3 separate regions of the Homo sapiens genome follow, and all the other regions are linked to region 2. A link is a loop called in an ENCODE intact Hi-C map of the cell type or tissue named here. Cell type or tissue: B cell. All regions are shown on one strand. Links, peaks and the distances in the headings refer to the core of each region. The heading gives the core; the rest is flanking DNA.

What was found. Hi-C counts contacts between places; a loop is a spot of excess contacts. Peaks named below come from ENCODE experiments on the same cell type or tissue, not always from the same donor. Only the 100,000 strongest peaks of a DNase experiment are listed, where the experiment ranks them.
Region 1: a loop joins it to region 2, with 7 times the contacts of the local background. A loop is called at or near these places in 8 of 110 quality-filtered maps.
Region 3: it touches region 2 in a loop (1.9-fold over the local background); 3 of 110 quality-filtered maps call a loop at or near these places.

Annotation. Positions count from the first base shown.
Region 1 is chr14:61,857,152-61,863,096 of GRCh38, forward strand. The region is part of intron 1 of SYT16 (synaptotagmin 16); the gene reads left to right. Among named protein-coding and RNA genes, the nearest start is that of SYT16, 47 kb to the left of the region's middle. In B cell, for the core only: CTCF peaks have their summits at 3,342 and 3,545; a DNase peak (open chromatin) is centred at 3,330; H3K27me3 peaks cover 225 bases.
Region 2 is chr14:62,114,250-62,120,194 of GRCh38, forward strand. It overlaps the pseudogene SERTAD4BP. Among named protein-coding and RNA genes, the nearest start is that of LINC00644, 23 kb to the right of the region's middle. In B cell, for the core only: a CTCF peak has its summit at 3,250; DNase peaks (open chromatin) are centred at 1,262 and 3,192; H3K4me3 peaks cover 1,759 bases; H3K27ac peaks cover 552 bases; H3K27me3 peaks cover 1,243 bases.
Region 3 is chr14:62,059,346-62,065,290 of GRCh38, forward strand. All of the region lies in intron 3 of SYT16 (synaptotagmin 16), which reads left to right. Among named protein-coding and RNA genes, the nearest start is that of LINC00644, 78 kb to the right of the region's middle. In B cell, for the core only: no CTCF peak of the experiment used is centred there; a DNase peak (open chromatin) is centred at 3,486; H3K4me3 peaks cover 657 bases.

The sequences.
Region 1 (5,945 bases), core at 536-5,535, 260 kb before region 2:
TCAGCTCCACTGAGACATCTAAGAAGGATGTAAAGCGCCAGCCACAATTTTCTGCTCAGACAATGGGAAGCTGGGACATGTGTCTGGTCCCCCTTGGTTGAGGGTTTTCTTGAGAGTGTTAACTCTTCTCTACTTCTGGGATTTGCAAGCTCTTGTGGGAGAAACCTTGAGGCTGAAAGCAGAGAGAGATGAGGTGGGTGCTTGTTAAGGAATGCTGTTAATGAGCACGGAACCAACTGCAGCTATGACTGAAATTAGAGGTGGGCCCAGGGAACATGACATGTACCATAGAAAGTGTCTACTTCGAAGATTGACAGTTGACTGCCAGAGTTTACAAAGTGAGTTTCCCTAGTGACCTTGAGAAAGCAATGTAATGGAGTGGTGGGGTAAGCCTGGCTGGAGTTGGTTAAGGAAGAGGGGCTGGAAAGAGCATATAGACAGTACTAAAGGAGAGTGCAGTCAAGAGGCTGGAGGGGAAGTGGGAGCAAGAGATTTTCTTCTTAAGATGGGAGAAATAATAGCATGTACAGTGATAGGAATAACTCAGTAGAAAGGGAAAAATCTCTGATGCAGGAGAGAAAGAATTGATGGAACAGTGTCTTTGAGTAGAAGAGAGGTTGGAATCCAGTGCATAAATGGAGGATTTGACCTAAGATGGGAACACAAGCAATTCATCTCTAATAAAAGGGAAGAAAGAGTATATGGAAGGAAAGTTTGGTCCCTTCTGATTGTCTGTCTGTCTGTCTGTCATTTTGACAGGGGGAAAAAACATTCAAAATTTATTTTCCAGCAGACAGCATCAGTGGATAAAACTACAGGGGTTTCTCTGTAGATCATACATTCACAAGACATTATCATCTCAACAGTGAGAAAGCCACTGTTGTGTTCTCCGTAACAGTATCCACTTCACAGTGTAAGCATGTACTATTGTGTTCACTTACAATTCCAGAAGGAAAGGCACAGCTTGGCAAAAAAAAAAAAAAAAAAAAAAAGAAAGAAAAAAAGAAAAAAAAAATTGGGGAATCCTAAAGTCAAGGTGCAATAACTAAGAGACAAAACTTGGCAAACAGTCTTAGGTCCACATTTCAATCAGGGCCTTCCGCATACAGGGGAAAGACTTTTCCACCCAGAAGTTAGGATCTTTCTTTCTCCTTTCCCGTTAAGCCATTAGAGGAACAATAATTCATATGCTCAATGTTATTACATGTACAAAAGGAGATTATAAAAAAATGGAATAAAAAGATCATCTTGAACATTCAGTTCTTCCCACCAATACATCAACTCTTAAGTTTAAGACAGGGCCTGGGAATACTTCAGTGGTCTTAAAATAGGAAAGCAGAGACTATGACTACAACAAATAAAAAATAAATGAGGTAGATAAAATAAAGCTTTCACACCCAGGATTTGCCTGTTCCAACTTCCTAGGCTTCATGAAATACCCAGGAAAAAAAATCTTCATAATTACTTGGCATAAGTCGCACCAAGGAAATTAAACAAAAAAATTAGTACGTGAACTTGTGATAGGAAACGTGTCCTTCCATAAGTTTCTTCTCAAGAATGAAAAACTAGTTTTTCAATAGAGTAGGCACTGATACAGGGGTTAAGAAGAAATCACTTAGGCAGATAGTAAGGTTATGGGAGTCCTCGGTAAGGCTTTTTAATGAAAAGCAGCCCCAAATCATTTTCTTTTTTCTTTTCTTTTCTTTTCTTTTTTTTTTTTTGAGACGGAGTCTCACTCTGTTGCCCAGGCTGGAGTGCGGCTGTGCGATCTCGGCTCACTGCAACCTCCGCCTCCTGGGTTCACGCCATTCTCCTGCCTCAGCCTCCCGAGTAGCTGGGACTACAGGCGCCCACCACTACGCCCGGCTAATTTTTTTTTTTGTATTTTTAGTAGAGACGGGGTTTCACCATGTTAGCCAGGATGGTCTTGATCTCCTGACCTCATGATTCGCCCGCCTCGGCCTCCCAAAGTGTTGGGATTACAGGCGTGAGCCACCGCGCCCGGCCAGCCCCAAATCATTTTCTAACAAAGAGCAGCCTGTAAAGTCGAGCTGCAGACGTAGACAGCCAACCTGGGAGCTTGCGCTAGTGAATGCTGGCGGGAACTAGGGACTAGACATGTTGGCTCCATCTTCCTTTAGGTGCCAGCCATGTGTACAGTAAAGAGCGACAAGATGGCGGCCAGACACGGAGAGTTCATTAGCATAATAAGATTAGGGTGGGGTGACCGGATTTGGGCGTGCTATGTAAACTTCACATTTGATTAAACCAATCTGTGAGCCCTACCTACCTAAATCAGACACCACCTCCTCAAGCTTTACTATACAATCCGGCACATCCACAGCCAGCCCATCTTTTCCGCTCGGAAAACCCCTCTCTCTCTCGACAGAGAGAGCTGTTTCTCTTCTTCTGCCTATTAAACCTTTACTCCTAAAGGTTTAGGACACAGACACAAACTCCTTGTGTCTGTGTCCTAAATTTTCCAATGCCAAATGGTGAGCCCCTGGATATATACCCCAGACAATGTAGCCTCCTCAGCACTGGAAAACCAAATTAAGTCACCTGAGATTCCTAGCTCAAGTGCTCACAGGAAGATGAAGGCATCTGGGAAGTGTGGGGAGGACATTGGCACACTTGGGGCTCCAAGCGAACTATATTATAATAAGCAGCAACACATTGACTCCCTAAAGACTAACATAAATCCATTTGAAGGCATCTTAAGGTTCTAAGGTTGAAATAATTTTATAATTCTTTGTTTGGAAAAGTACATTCAAAAGAAAACAAAAAGATGTGGATAAGGTCGGGGACATATAAAACAAGTCCCTAAATAGATGACAGACCTTGTCCATATACCCACATACAGTTGCCACAGAAATAAACAGTACCCTTCTCCTCAATTAGGCTCAATAGTTGTCTTTTCCACTGTGGTTCAGTACGTTTTAATGGTTCCACCTTGAAATAGGTAACAATCTTTGGAAAAAGTCACTCTAGGTTGCACAAAGGTTTTATGTTTACAGTTTGGTACAAGTAACAAAGCTACTTTGAAAGAACTGCTTCTTTCCAAACAACAACAACAACAACAACAAACCATTCTAGCCTGTATTTGTTTGGGTGTGATTTATTTTTAGTTTTCATTTTTTGCAAAGCAGCACAGAAGCAATTATAGGAGTGTAGTAATAACCTTTGTAAACATCATTTGCATATCAGTAAGAACTGATTGTCTTTCATTCCTTTTTAGTGAAAGAGGAAGCAAGATGATCAACTCAGAGTGAATAAGGTGGGGAGGTGCTGGCAATTTGAGATTTGTCATCTAGGACTGCAGTGCACAAAGTGGCCAGTTGGGGAGCCCTTGGTTACTGACTTGCCAGGAGATGAGTACAGAAAGTGAGAGCAAGCTTTTAGAAACTGTTATAGCACTTGACATTGCTGTAACATTTTTATTGTATTTTTAAAAAGTATTGGTCTATAATAGATTGGAAATAAAAACATCTAGTCCTCACAGCAGATAGTTTAAGAGGCACTGGGCCAAGAGAATGGGAGAAAATGGAGTAGGGAAAAGTAGAAAGATTGCTGCACTACATTGAGGATCCACCTGAGGCTTGAGGCCATGAATTTCATGTGAGGCCATTCGATTCAAGAGTGTTTTTCTCCAGCCTTGTTTAGCTATGTTGATACAGGCAGTGTTGGATTTTACCAGGGTGTGGTTTTGCTAAGTGGGCCTAATGCAGTGGGAAGATGCAAGTGTTGAGGAAGTATTCAAGTGAGGTGTACGGAGACTGACCATGGCATTTTAAGCTGGGGGAAGAAGAAAGCAATCGGAGGAGGGTGAGAGGCAGTGACGAAAGTGGTAGGATGGATGGAATCTAGGACCAGGAAGAATCAAGTTGGCTGGAGTTGGAATGTAGGACCAGCAAGGAGTGAACTAGAAGTATGGAAGGTGGTGATCAGAGAGTGGGATTTCTGATAATGAGATTCATCACAATACTGCTCACCAACTGGGAGGGAATCTGAATTAATTATTTTGTATATATCCAGTGGACTATTTTGTAGCCATTAGAGCTCATGTTGTCATTCTATTTCTTTATGGGCACAGAAATGTTCAGGATATCTTAAGTGAAAAAAGCTTACCAATTTGCAAAATTAAGTGGCAAAATTTACTAATTTTTTTTGGTAAAAATATAAACATTTTAATGCACAGAAGTCTTAACTGTGGTAGTATCTGGATGGTTGAATCACAGATGCCTTTTACTTTCTTTCGGATAATCTCCTTTTTGTTTTCGAGACAGGGTCTCCCTCTGTTGCCCAGGCTGGAGTGCAGTGCAAACATGACTCACTACAGCCTTGATCTCTTGGGCTCAGGCTCTTGCTTCAGCCCCCCACGTAGCTGGGACCACAGGCACGTGCCACCATGCCTGGCTTATTTTTATATTTTTTGTAGAAAGGGGGTTTTGGCATGTTGCCCAGGCTGGTCTCGAATTCCTGGGCTCAAGCAATCTGCCCACATTGGCCTCCCAACGTGCTGGGATTACAGGTATGGGCCACCATGCCCAGCCTGTTTGATAGAATTCTTACATAGGCATATTTTAGAGATACTGGGGATTCAGTTCCAGCCTATTGCAATAAAGCAAGTATCTCAATAAAGTGAGTCACACAAATGTTTTGGTTTCCTAGTGCATATAAAAGTTACGTTTACACCATGCTATAGTTTATTAAGTATACAATAGCATCATATCCAAAAAAATACCTACCTTAATGAAATATACTTTATTGCTAAAAAAATACTGGCACAGAGTCACAAAGTGAGCACATACTTTGGAAAAATAGTGCTGACAGACTTGCTTGATGTAGGGTTGCTACAAACTTTCAATTTGTAAAAAAAACACACACAATATCTGCAAATCACAATAAAATGAAGCGCAATAAAGTGAGTTATGTGTGCTTTATTGTTATATTCTTATAGCTTTATGAAAGTATAATTTGCATGCAAAAATTCACCAGTTTTAAGTGTACCATCCTATAACTTTTGACAAGTGTGTAGTTTTGAAACTACCACCACATTCATCTTGTAGAACATTTCTCTCATGCCAAAAAATTTCCCTTGTCGCCCATTGCAGTCAGTCTCCTCTCCCACCTCCCGGACCCTGGAAACCAGTGATCTGCTTTCCATCATGATAGTTTTGTCTTCTCTAAAATTTTATATAGATGGGATCATATCATATGTCATCCTTTGTGTCTGGCTTCTTTCACTTAACATAATGCTTTGGAGATTCATCATTGTTCTTGTGTGCATCAATGTTTATTCCCTTTTAAAAAGTAGACATATTTTAGAGTAGTTTTAGGTTCACACTAAAATTGAAGGGGAGGTGCAGGGATTTCCCACCCATGCCCTGCCCCTACACATGCACAGCCTTCTTCACTATCAGCATCTCCCACTAGACTGATACATTTGTTAACACTGAGGAACCTACCCTGGCATATCATCATCATCCAGAGTCCATTAAGGTTCACTCTTGGTGTTGTACATTCTCTGAGTTTGGACAAATGTATAGTGACATGTATTCATTATAGTATCATACAGAGTAGTTTCACTGCCCTAAACATTTTCTGTGCTCTGTCCATTCGTCCTTCTACCCTTTCTAACCCCTGGCAATTACTGATATTTTTACTGTCTCCACAGTTTTTGTCTTTTCCATAATGTCATATGGTTGGAATCATACAGGATATAACCTTTTCAGATTGACTTCTTTCACTTTGTAATATGCATTTAAATTTCCTCCATGGCTTGTCATGGGTTGATAGCTTATTTCTTTTTAGCACCGAATAATGTTCTATTGTCTAGATTCACCACAGTTTGTTTATCCATTTACCTATTGAGGGACATCTTGGTTGCTTCCAAGTTTTGGCAATTATGAGTAAAGCTGCTATAAACATTCATGTGCAGTTTT
Region 2 (5,945 bases), core at 571-5,570:
GAAAGATTCAGAAATATGGCTCAAGGGGAAGCTTGGGTGACATTTCACAGTGCTGATAAATTTTAATGTGCATTCCACTACATAATAAAACATCTGATTCTTTTCAGTAAACAGATAAGAAGTAGGAGACAGGATTGGCATTATATCTATGGTCATGTCGAGGAGGGACAAGATTGAGTGGTGAGAAGATTAGAATTTGGATAGATTCTAAGGTAGGTAGTATGGAATTTTAATATGTATTTTAAAATCCAAAATTGTTTAGTGAAAGATTCTAATCTTACAAGGAGAATTGCAGAATTTATCCAATTATATATGCAGACATAAATAACACAGTCGAGATTAAAATCATACCTGTTTTCTAATTCCAGTTATGCCATCAAGGAATCCTGTGATCTTGGATTACCTTGACCTTTCTTTCGTGTCTTCCAACATCTGTTATATCTTGAGGTAGTCCCAGAGGAGGAGGGGACTTGGCAATTATTTGTTGATTTAAACTGACAATAGTAAAGATTTCCTAGTCCATTCAGATAAAGTATAACACTAGACATACCATCCATACTGGTCAAATTACCTAGCTGCTCCCAAATACATTTTTTTCTCCATAAGATATAGCGTGTTGTTATGGAGGCTGCTTTTACCTGAGGTAGAGGAGTATTTTAAGGAAAAATGAAACCGTTCATCTCGGAGGTCTCACAACCACTTTAGAGGGTGTGGAAAGACAAGAATTAGGAAAATATATAAATGACTTTAGGTGAGTATTTCCCAATGCTATTAAAATGCAGGTAGTGACCTTTATAAGATGTTTTGAAAAGGAAAAAAAAAAGTCACTTTATAAACACAATGTCTCATTAAGGGAAGAAAACTATTTTCTGTATAACAGGCTTTCCCCCAGCTCCCTTCTTCTGCTTGAGTAACTGTAAAGACAGCAACTAGTGGCTGCCTTCAAGGTTAGTGTAAGTTCATGAACTGATAGCTACGTAGCTAAGGTGAAAACAGGGACCTCAAACCAGGCAGGGTGGATTCATCTATTCCCAGGCGTTCTTGGTTACCTTTGATGTACCAGGCACTGTGTGCTAGACAGTTGGGACACAGTGTTAACCAGGTGAACTAGCTTAAAATCTGGTGTAATGAATATTGTGAAATAGGATTGGTAGGGTGAATTGGGAACATAATTAGGGGGCTAATGTAGTCGGTGGGAGGCTGTCAGGGGAAGCTGCTATGAGGAAGTGGTATTTAAGCTGAGACGTGAAAGCTGAGTAGGAGTAAGCCAGGTAAAAGGGAGGCACATTAAGAAAGAAGAAACAGCATGTACAAAATACCTTAGGCAAGTGAGACCCTTCCCTATTCAAGGAAACTGAAAAAAGTCCAGCGTGACTGGACCTTAAAGAGCAAGGAGGAGAGTGTTTTGAGATGAGCTGGACAAGAAGACAAGGCTCATTGAGATATCAGCTGCATCTTGCCCTTATTCCAACGAAGAAGGAAGCAGCAGTGGTGTACTTCTGGCTAGGACCATCTCCTGGATGTGAAGTGTACCCGTCTCAAAGCCCCCTGTCATACCCGATAGCTGAAACTTTATCATCAGATCTTCAACCCACTGTGGCTTATTATTACTTCTTCAGACAGTTCGATTTTAGGTTACCAGCTTTTTAAATCTTAGGGCTAACAAACTGTTAGCTTTGCCACAGGCTTTCAGTAGGTGCTGAGAGAGCAAGCAGGGGGCCCTGAGAGTGGTGGGGCCGCTGGTGTAGCCCCTTCAGCCTCACAGAGTGCCAGCCACCAGAGGAATCAACATAACACTGCACAGCAGCCCTGCCCTGGCTCCAAAGACAGCAACTTTTCTTTCTAATTGATTCCCAGTCGTGTTCTCTTCCTTCCAGGCCCTGGCATGACTCTACAGGGAACCAGGGAAGTGATGTGTCTCTTCTTCAGTGCGATTCTCTCTCCGAAGATAGCTTTGGGTAACATTTCTCTAGTAGATTTTTCATCTTCCCTTCTTTAATTTGGCTTACTGGCTACCCAAATTGCCCACTTTGATGTTCTAATCATCCCCCATCCCCAAGAAAACAGCCCTATTTAACAACAACAACAAAAGCAATGTAAAACATGAAAACATAGCTTGAGATATGAGAAATTATGCAATCATTTGGGGAAATGTATACTAATGTGTACATGTACACTAAAGTGTACTAAAGTGCTAAATCATGCACACCTCTAGTCTCCTTTGTGAAAAATACCTTTGCTTTTGTGCATTTTCATGTTAAAGAAGTTTACATGTTGGCCTGAGGTTTTAAGTAGCTGTTGGACCAAAATGAGGACTTTCTAATTGTGTGAAGGACGTGTTTTAGAGCACAAGAACTTTTTTTTTTTTTTTTTTTTTTTTTTAAATCTGAGGCCCCCTGCCAGTAGGCAGCCACAGACAACGCCAAAAGGAATTAGACTCTGGGCTGATTTTTATGGATTAGTTAACATATCCCTCCTCAGAATCTATCAAGTGCTCAAACCTGCAGACACAAACACGAACACACTAGGGAGGAGAGTCCCAGAAGGCGGAAGATCCCGTACTGCTCATCCCCAAACGCCTCACCCCGGGTCACACCCACGAACTCATCCGGTTCTCCCTTCTCAGGGTCCTACTCCAAGGCGAAGAGTATCCCAGAGGAAGGGTCAGGGTCTTAAAAAAAAAACAAAAAAAAAAAACACTGAGCCAAACCCCGCTGCTTCCTCAGCCGCTGAAAGTGCCGCCCCACCCCTCTCCCCAAACCCGACCTCCGTAGGGGACACCGAGCCAAGGCCTGCAGCGAGTGACCTGCCCGGGGAGGCGCGGGACCGAGGCTCACCTACCCGGGCCCGCGAGTCTCGCCCAGCCCCAGCCTCCCAACCCACTCTGCCGGCCCCAACTTAGGCGAGCGCAGTCGGGACCCTTCTGTCGGGGCTCTTTGTTCGCCGCCCCTCGGCGTTCCAGCTCTCAACCTTGCTCCCAGCAGCCCCCGCCGGCGCACTCGACCTACAGGAAAGTTGCTCCCGAGCTGTGGAGGGGCGTCATCGCCTCCTAGCAACGCTCCTAGCAACCGGGTAACATCTGCTCCCTGTGGTCCAATGCGAGCTGAGAACAGCTGCGCGCCCGCCTAGCGCTGCGAACCCGGAGTGAGAGGCGCTTCAGAGACTGGAGGGACGGACCTGCAGGAGCCAGGGCTGCCCGCCGAGCTGCAGTTGCCGCTACTGCCGCTGTCAGCGCCCGACTGAAGAGTGACAGCCGCAAAAGCAGGAGTGAGCACCGAACCCCGCGCTTCTACCTAACAGGTGCATGCGCCGATCTGGTGAGTGGACCCAGCTCACAAGGTATGTCTGGATTCATCCAGCCAGGTGCCTTCCTCCGAGCTCAGAAGGGACTCCTTTCCTTGAGGGGGAGGATAGGGACGTGTTCCGGGATCCCACCCCGCCCCCAACCACTGAAGAGTAGCCAGCTGCTGGTCCCAAATGACCTGATTCGATTTTTTAAATGTAAACCTTAGGATTGGTTCTTGGGTGAAGAGTCCGCTGCTCTTCGCTATTAGGTTAGCGTTCGGAAGTTTTCAGTCCTTGTTTTCCCGTTGACTTCGCTGCCTATGTGCAGCTAGGCTGGAAGCAGCAATCGCTGATAGAAAGCCTGTGGTTAAAGCTCAAACGACATAGTGTAGTCTCGACTAATTGAATCAACACGTATGGATAGCAACATTCTTTTTAGGTCCTCCTCTGGAAAGGGTCCATTTGGCCAAGAGCACTGTTCACTGTTACTCAACCTCCTGAAAAGTAACCATAGTAACTCACCTCTCTTTTGATGGGATCCTCCTTATTGGCTGCCTATCTTCCTTTGGAAAGCGCATCTCTCTAAATTTAGAAGATGATGAGATCCGTAAGCATACATCCATGTAGAAAAGGTGCAGTTAAACATGGCCCTTTAAAGAAATGCTGTCTTCAAAGAAAAAGTAGCATTTGGCGATTTCAAATCTTGTGAGAAAGAATGTGCATTCCAAAGAAAGACGGGGTTCGTGTTTTGAGCTAACTGCTGGTTTGTTACTTTAGAGGGAATACTTCCTGAAATTATATAAAATCTGGCATTAAAACTTAAGAATGACTCTGATTTTTTTAAAAAAATATCAGCCTACTGATAATCTTCCAAAAATAATCTCCCAAGTAAATAACTGGTAAGATGAGTTATTCAGTTATTTCCAAATGTCTTAGGATAGTTAAGATTCCTTATGTTTAAACTTAAATCTGGACAACACTGAAGTGATTGTGTGTGTTTGAAGGTTTATCTATCTATCTAGTCCAGACCAACCCCATCTCAAATATCTTAGATAATATCCTCCTGCTGCAGGCTTTCTCCTGACTTGAGAACCAGTTCATGTCAGTGCAGTCCTGACTCGCCCGATGTTATTTGTGTCTGTCTCCTTGTTTCAAGATCTCAGGTAACCATTCATGAGCCTGAGGCTGTGAGAAATGCTCGCTGTGCAAAGGGGAACTCTCACCAGATTTTCTGAAACTGTTCTAGAAATACACTTTTCGGATTGATTCAGCATTACCAGGTAATTGCTAGCTTAAAAGAAATTACTGTTTAAATATGTATCCAGAGAAATGAATGCTAATGTAACATTACCATAACTTATAAGATCAATATAAGGGGTTGTTTATATAGATGGTTGCTGGGTAGAAGTCAATAGAGGTTTTCTGTAAAAAGGACATTTGTGGGCTGGCTGATTTTCCTCTCTAAGATCCGTGTGAATAGGGTGGGCCAAATTAGGTAGCCTGGCTCCGGAAACATGCCAAGCGGAAGCCTACTGAGCACACGAGTGCATGTCCGAATGAAGGAAGTGAGGAGAACTCTCCAAGTTGCAGAAAGAGATTATTGTGATGTTTCAAATTTAATTTGCATAAGGTCATGAGGATAGAAACTTATGAGGCTTCAACATTTTAAACTCAATTTTCAAGACTGAATACGTCTTAAATGAGTGTTCAACCCTCCAGCATTTGTAACTTTCACATGTACTGTGCCCTTCCTATAGGTAACCAGCCTAGCAAATTGCAATCAAATTTATAAGAATATACCATGCTGCATTTCATCCCATTTCTTTCCTCCCTTTATAAAAATAAATAATTGACAATTCTTATTCAGAAACCTATTTGAAAATTTATTCTGGTCTAGTGGTACAGATTTATGAATACCGTGAGACTTTAAGATTATTGATCTCTATAGTCACTTGTTTAAATATCTGTAGTTTAATAATTTTAAGGATTAAAGATTAGCATTTGAACTGTCAAAAATGTTGGTTTTGTTGGCCCTTAGCACCATCCATCCTTCTTCATTTATCATACTGACTGTATTTTATGGTGAGAAACAACCCAAAGAGACCAATAATATTTACCGTCATCTGCCATGAGATGTGTACAGAGTTCCATTCATGCTATCAATCTGAGGAAAGTTTGAGCAAAGCAGCCACAATTATTGGTTCATGTAGGTGAATTAGTTGTGTGATTAGTAATTTATACCACAGCCTGTCTCTTATGTCATGTGCATAAAAGTTGAAGATCATTCAGTGCCCTTTAATTTACGTGAATCAGTCTGCCCTTTCGTTGAGACTGCTGCCACAATCCAAAAGGGCAATGAAAGAGGTTCTTAAATTTTAATTTTGATTCTATCATAAATGTGTAATATGCAGACTATATCCTGTGCAACTTTGATAAACGGATCTGTTTGAAAAGTCATTCATCAGAAAATTTTATGGTATTTAGCTTCAAAAAATAAAAATAAATCAAATGGTATCATTATAATATCCACATTTAATCCTGGAGACATTGGTGGGTCCAAAGTTAGAGTGTGGAAGAAAATTCCACCAATTTTTATTTAAGGATCTAGTCACCCTCATCAATTTGAACACCAGCTGCACTTGTATATGTAATGGGTTATA
Region 3 (5,945 bases), core at 536-5,535, 55 kb before region 2:
GTACACATTAATTTATGAAGTGTCTGGATTTTTAAATTTTGTTGGTTGTGTTATTTATGAGTTGTAAAGGGTCTTTATAAATTCTAGATAGAAGCCCTTTATTTTCCCTCAGCCTATGGTTTGCCTTTTTGTAAATGACATTGTTCAAAGAGCAAAAGTTTTTAATTTTGATGGAGTCCAACTTAGCAATTTTTTTCTGGTATGGTTAATGCTTTTGTATATCCTAAGGTCACAAAAGATTGCTCTGAAGTTTTTCCTTGGGTATTCTATAGTTTAAAGTTTTACAGTTAGATTTAGGATTAATTTATATATATGTAATTGATACATATATATAATTTATATATATGTATATATATACATATAATTTTTATATATGTATAGCTACATATATAAATTAATCAAAATCATATATATGTGTATATGTATACACATACACACACACACACACACACACACTCAATGTGAGATAGAAGGGTTGATGTTTCTTTTCACAAATAGATACCCATATGCTCAAGCATCAGTTTTTGAAAAGACTTTCATATTGAATTACGTTGGCACTGTTGTGAAAAAATAATAGACCATACTTGTGTGGCACTATTTCTGGACTCTGTATTCTGCTTCATTGATTTATTGATCTATCCTTTTGCCAATAGCAAGTTGTCTTGATTTAATGTAGCTATATAATAAGTCTTAAAATCAGATAGGTGGGTCCCCCTACTTTGCTCTTCTTAAAAATTATTTTGACTACTCTAGGTCCTTTATGTTTTCTTAAACACTTCAGAGTCTACTTGTCAAACTTGACAAAAAATATCTGTTTGGATTGCTTTAAATCATTACACTGGTTGAGGGAAATTAGCATCTTAACAATATTGAGTCCTCTATTTTCTCTCAGTAATGTTTTAATGCTTTTAGTGTGAGAGTTTTGAATGCCTTTTGTTAAATTTACTTCTAAGTATTAGTGCATTTTGATGCTCTTTCTAAATGGAATTTTTAAAAAATTTCATTTGTAATTTGTTAGTAGAATATAAAAATAGAATTGATTTTTATATAATGACCTTGCCAAATTCACTAAGTAGTTCTCACAGTTGATTTTAGCTATAGGGTTTTAGTAGATTCCCTACACTCCTTTTCTTTCATGATTGAGAAATATCCATAGGATGGTGAAATTTTTTTTTTTTTATCAGAAATTGACAATAAATTCTGTCAGCATTGTTTTCTGTATGTGTTGAGATGATTATTTGGTTTTTCTTTTTTATTGTGTTAATTTGGTGAATTGCATCAACTTTAGTATCTTAAACCAACCTTGCCTCTCTAGGGTAAACCTTATGTGGTCATAATATATAATCCTTTAAATACATTATTGGATTTCTTTTTTTAATATATTGCTGAGGATTTTTTATGACTATAATCATAAGAGATATTGGCATATGATTTTCTATACTTGTAATGTCTTTGTTAGAAGGAGTTTATATTAGGATTATGCTGGCCTCATAAAATGGGTTGAGAAATGTTCTTTCTTTCTCTTCTTTCTATAAGAGTTGTGTAGAGATTGGTACTATTTGATATTTATTGAACTCTATATCCCAAAACTGCAGAACACTCTTTTCAAGTGCATGTCATTATGATCAACTGTATGTCAAGGTACAGAGATAATAAAAGATACAGTATTGCATTGTGGGGTTGATAAACTGTGAAGTTAAATATGAGATGACAGTAACACAAAGGAGAGGGGAGGTAAATTATTTATGCTGTTGCAAAGTACAAATCATTGTAGAGTGGTATAATATTGTATAATGCAACGTGTAAATTTTGTAAATTGATATAACACTGGCTTAAAATAGACTGTGATTCACTTAGGACACAATCCCTAGAACAACCGTTGACAGAAGAAAATGAAAATAGGTATAGCCAAAGAACTTAATAGACAAATTAAAATTGAATTCTAAGCAAACAGGTTATTAACACATGCATAAAGTAGTAAGAGCAACTGAAGATGAAAAAACAGATGCAACAAATAGAAAACAAACAGCAAAATGACATACCTAAACCTAGCAATGTTCATACATTAAATGCAAATTAAATAAATATCTCACTTGAAAGTACAGATTGTCAAAATGAAGAAGAAAGCAAGACCCAACTGTATTATAGCTATAAGAAGCATACATTAAATATAAACACAGACGGGTTGAAAATGAAAGAATTAAAAAATATGAGTTATGCAAACTGTGAGCATAAGGAAGCTAGTGCAGTTACATTAATATCAGACAAAGTAGACTTCAAGACAAGGAGTATTAGGAAAAAGAAAGAAGTATGTTTTGTAGTGGTAAAGTGGTCAATTCATCAAGAAGACACAAAATTGTAAGTGTGTATGCACCTATTAAGGGCTTCAAAATACATGGAGGAAGACGTAACAAACTAAAAGGGGAAATAAAATTTCAAAATAAAAGTTAGAGATTTTAACACCTCTTTCTCAGTAGCTGCTAGAGCAATGAAAAAAAACAGCAAGTATATATATAATCTGTGTTCCCTTCTTTCAGAAATTGGATCTCCTCCAATTTCTGCCTGCTCTTGCTCACCATGCCTTCAAATAGTTGACTTAAAAAATGTTGTTGTGAATTTATAATTTTTTACTTGTAGAGGGGTTAGTTTGAATCACTCTGCCATTATCAGAACCGGAATTTTCAATATTGTAACTTGTTGCCTAGTATAGTGCTTTGTATGTTACTAATTGTAATGGAAGATTTTCTATTTGACTCACTCATATTTAACTATTACAAGTGCCATCGCTTTGTTCCTATGTGAAATGGAGTTGTCAAAACATCTCATACAAGGTTTGGGTGACAAAACAGATGTTTGCAGGAGGACCAGATGTTGATCTTTTTTCTGCCACTTACTAGCTATTTGATTGTACTGAAGTCTCTTAAGTAGCCTCAGCCTTAGTTTCTCTATTTGAGGGGGGGATGAGGGAGAATGAAGGAGTTTGTTTACATCAGTGTTTTTAAAACTTAATGTGTCAGAGTCTTCCTTCTCCCCCCAGCATAATCTTATGAAAATGTAAAGCATATTAAAACAAAATAGCCCTGATTGAAAAGGGTGCAGAGCCCAGCCTGTGCATTGCATCCCTTACACACCTCCACGTCTACGTTGGCATTGAAGCTCCTTTGGGGAACCTTAGACTTCCTCAGGGAATAGTCTGAAAAAAATCAAGACTGGGTAATTTATAAAACTCTTTTCCTAACTTGTTTGAGTCCGGGAATGGCCAGATTGTGCTTTTAGAAATGTGGCCGTTTTTCCTAGGGTCTAATGTGGGCAGTTGTCATCTTTGATCTCCCTTCTGCTTTTTTTTTTATCCTTATTTCTATCCTTATCCAACCAACACAGGCAGCCATTTGCTGTGGATATTGGAGAAATCTCGTATCTAAGGGATTTCCTGAAATTGCAGTTGAAAGTAGCACTCGGGTACTGCACCACTGAGCACAACCCACCCCTACCTGTCTCTACTTCCCGTCTGTACGATGTGAGCAATACTTGCCTCCACTGCATTGCTCCTATGTGGGTGGGAAGGAATTAATAGGCTTGGAGCTACTCTGATCATTTATAATTTTTTTCTCCATCTGTAAAGTAGCAGCAGACAGGCTCAAGAAATCCTCTCTTTGCATCGCCAGTTGGTAATTTTGTTTCCTTAAAAGAAGCAACAAAATGAGCAGGTGTTGGGCACTTCCCACTTCCAGGCAGTGTTGTTAGCTCCTACAGAGCACTCCACCTCCAGGCTTGGGAAAAAGGATTGTAAGGTAAGGTGGGAAGTACAACCCACACTATCAGCTTTATCTCCTCCTGCCTCAGCCCTTGTATTTTCCACCCTTCCACTACAACAACCCTAATGGTGAGTTCTCAAAGTCAGACCCTGGGAGAGGGCACATGCTTTCCTGTGCGTATAAATGCCAAGCTGGAGAAAAGGATTTCCACAAAGGGCAGTGACATGATGGGGGATGCTGATGAAGACGATGAATATAACAATAGTAGTTAAACATTTAAAAAGTATACCATATGCCAGACATATGCTAAGGCCTTTACGTGGCTTATCTCATTTAGTCTTCTCAACAATTTTAAGAGGTAAGGGATATCAAAATGAGGACACTGAAGTTTAGAGAGATTAAAGGAACTTGCTTAGGTCCCAGACTCGCAAATATAATATCCCAGTTTTAAACTCTGTCAGCTTGGCTTCACATTCTGCACTCTTAACCACTCTAGCCGTGGGTGATACTACTCCCAACAGCCAGTTTCTGTCATACTAAGACCCCACCATCCCGTCTCTTTGGAAGATAAAGATGGAATTTCCTCTGCCCCTCCTTCAACTAGAAAAAAAATGATTAAAAATTAGAGAGAGGAACACTCTGGCTTCATAGCAATAGGAACTTGATATTGATAGGTCATTTTTGGATACCTTTCTGCCTGTCAAAGTCATTAACTGCCTGCCAGTGCAAGAAGCCCACAGTAGCACCTTGGTTGTGTGTTAATAAAGGGATGAAGGTGCCGGAGTACATGTATCAGAAAGATTGCGGGAGAGTCAGCTTTCTCTTTGGTGGCAGATGTTTAGATGATATCTGAGATCTGTCTGAATTCTGTGATTGAGTGAAATGAACAGTCTTTCAGCTTCAAGGTGTATCCACATTTACGATAATTGTGTAACTTTTTTTCTGTCACATTAGCAAGTTAATTGGATGAAGAGGTAAAGATTTTAATAAAAATTTCTACTGTATTATTTCCTTGGTACTTAATGGGAAAGGGATTTGAACTTGGTATTTATATGATGCTTCAGAAAATACTATCTTATTGCTGAAATAAGTGTCACAACTTAGATGAGACCTTGTGATTTTCAAAGATTAAGTTAAATGAAACCCACATCAGCTATTTAGTTGGTAGCATAGATACATTGAAAGGCAAGTAGCTGGGATCTTGCAAATAGACAAGAGCCAAACTTTAAATTTGAAAAAAAAAAAAAAAAAAAAAAAAGAAAACACTGGGGAGAGATTGGAAAATGCTATGGAAAAACCATTGACTTGGAACATGGTAGACTTTAGATTGGTGCTTGTTTGGTGCGATGGTGGGCAAATCACTTCAGCTTTTTGGCTTTAGTTTTTCTGTGTGAAATAGAGGGAATAGATGCTCATGAAAATCTTTTCCAGCCCAATATATGTGATTTTATTTTTCTGGTGATAAAACACAGTTGCATCCATTTTGTCCAGAATTTAAGAAGTTTTTTCCATGGGGAAACAGATGGTAGAGGGAGCGTAATGGACTATTAATAACATGGACTTCGGAGCAAGACAGCTTGGGTTTGAATCTTGGCTCACTGCTTATAAACTGTTATGACTGTGGCAAGTTATTAACCTCATTGTGCCTTAGTTTCTTCATTCATAGCCTGGGGATAATAATAGTACCTACTTTCTTAGGTTATTGTGAGGGGTAAATAAGTTAACATATGTCAAGCAGTAGAACAATGCCTGGCATGTGATAAATGCTGCATAAAGGATTGCTTTTATTACTGTAACAGTGCCACTATTGACTTCTATTGCTGCTCAGTGGCCTTTGCAAGAGATCGCAAGTTTCATTTTTAGACTGAGAATTCCCTGAGGTCCTTGGGGAGTGAGGCTTAGAATAGCACGTGTGGATGTGTTTATAATCCCACAAGGAACAATAAGCCTGTATGCACTCACATCTACACTACTACTGCCCTTTTCACTGCTCTGCTCTACCTTTATCCATCACAAAGAAAGCACTCTTCACAGGTTTCAGGGTGGAAGCAGGAGAGCTCCCTGAACCTTACTGTGAGGAGTAAGCTAGATAGGGCTTCAGCTTCCTAATGCAATGAAATCTGATGATATGCAGAGTGGTTAGGGACATAGATGCTACGCTTAAGTCCCAACTTTGGTAATGTCTTAAAT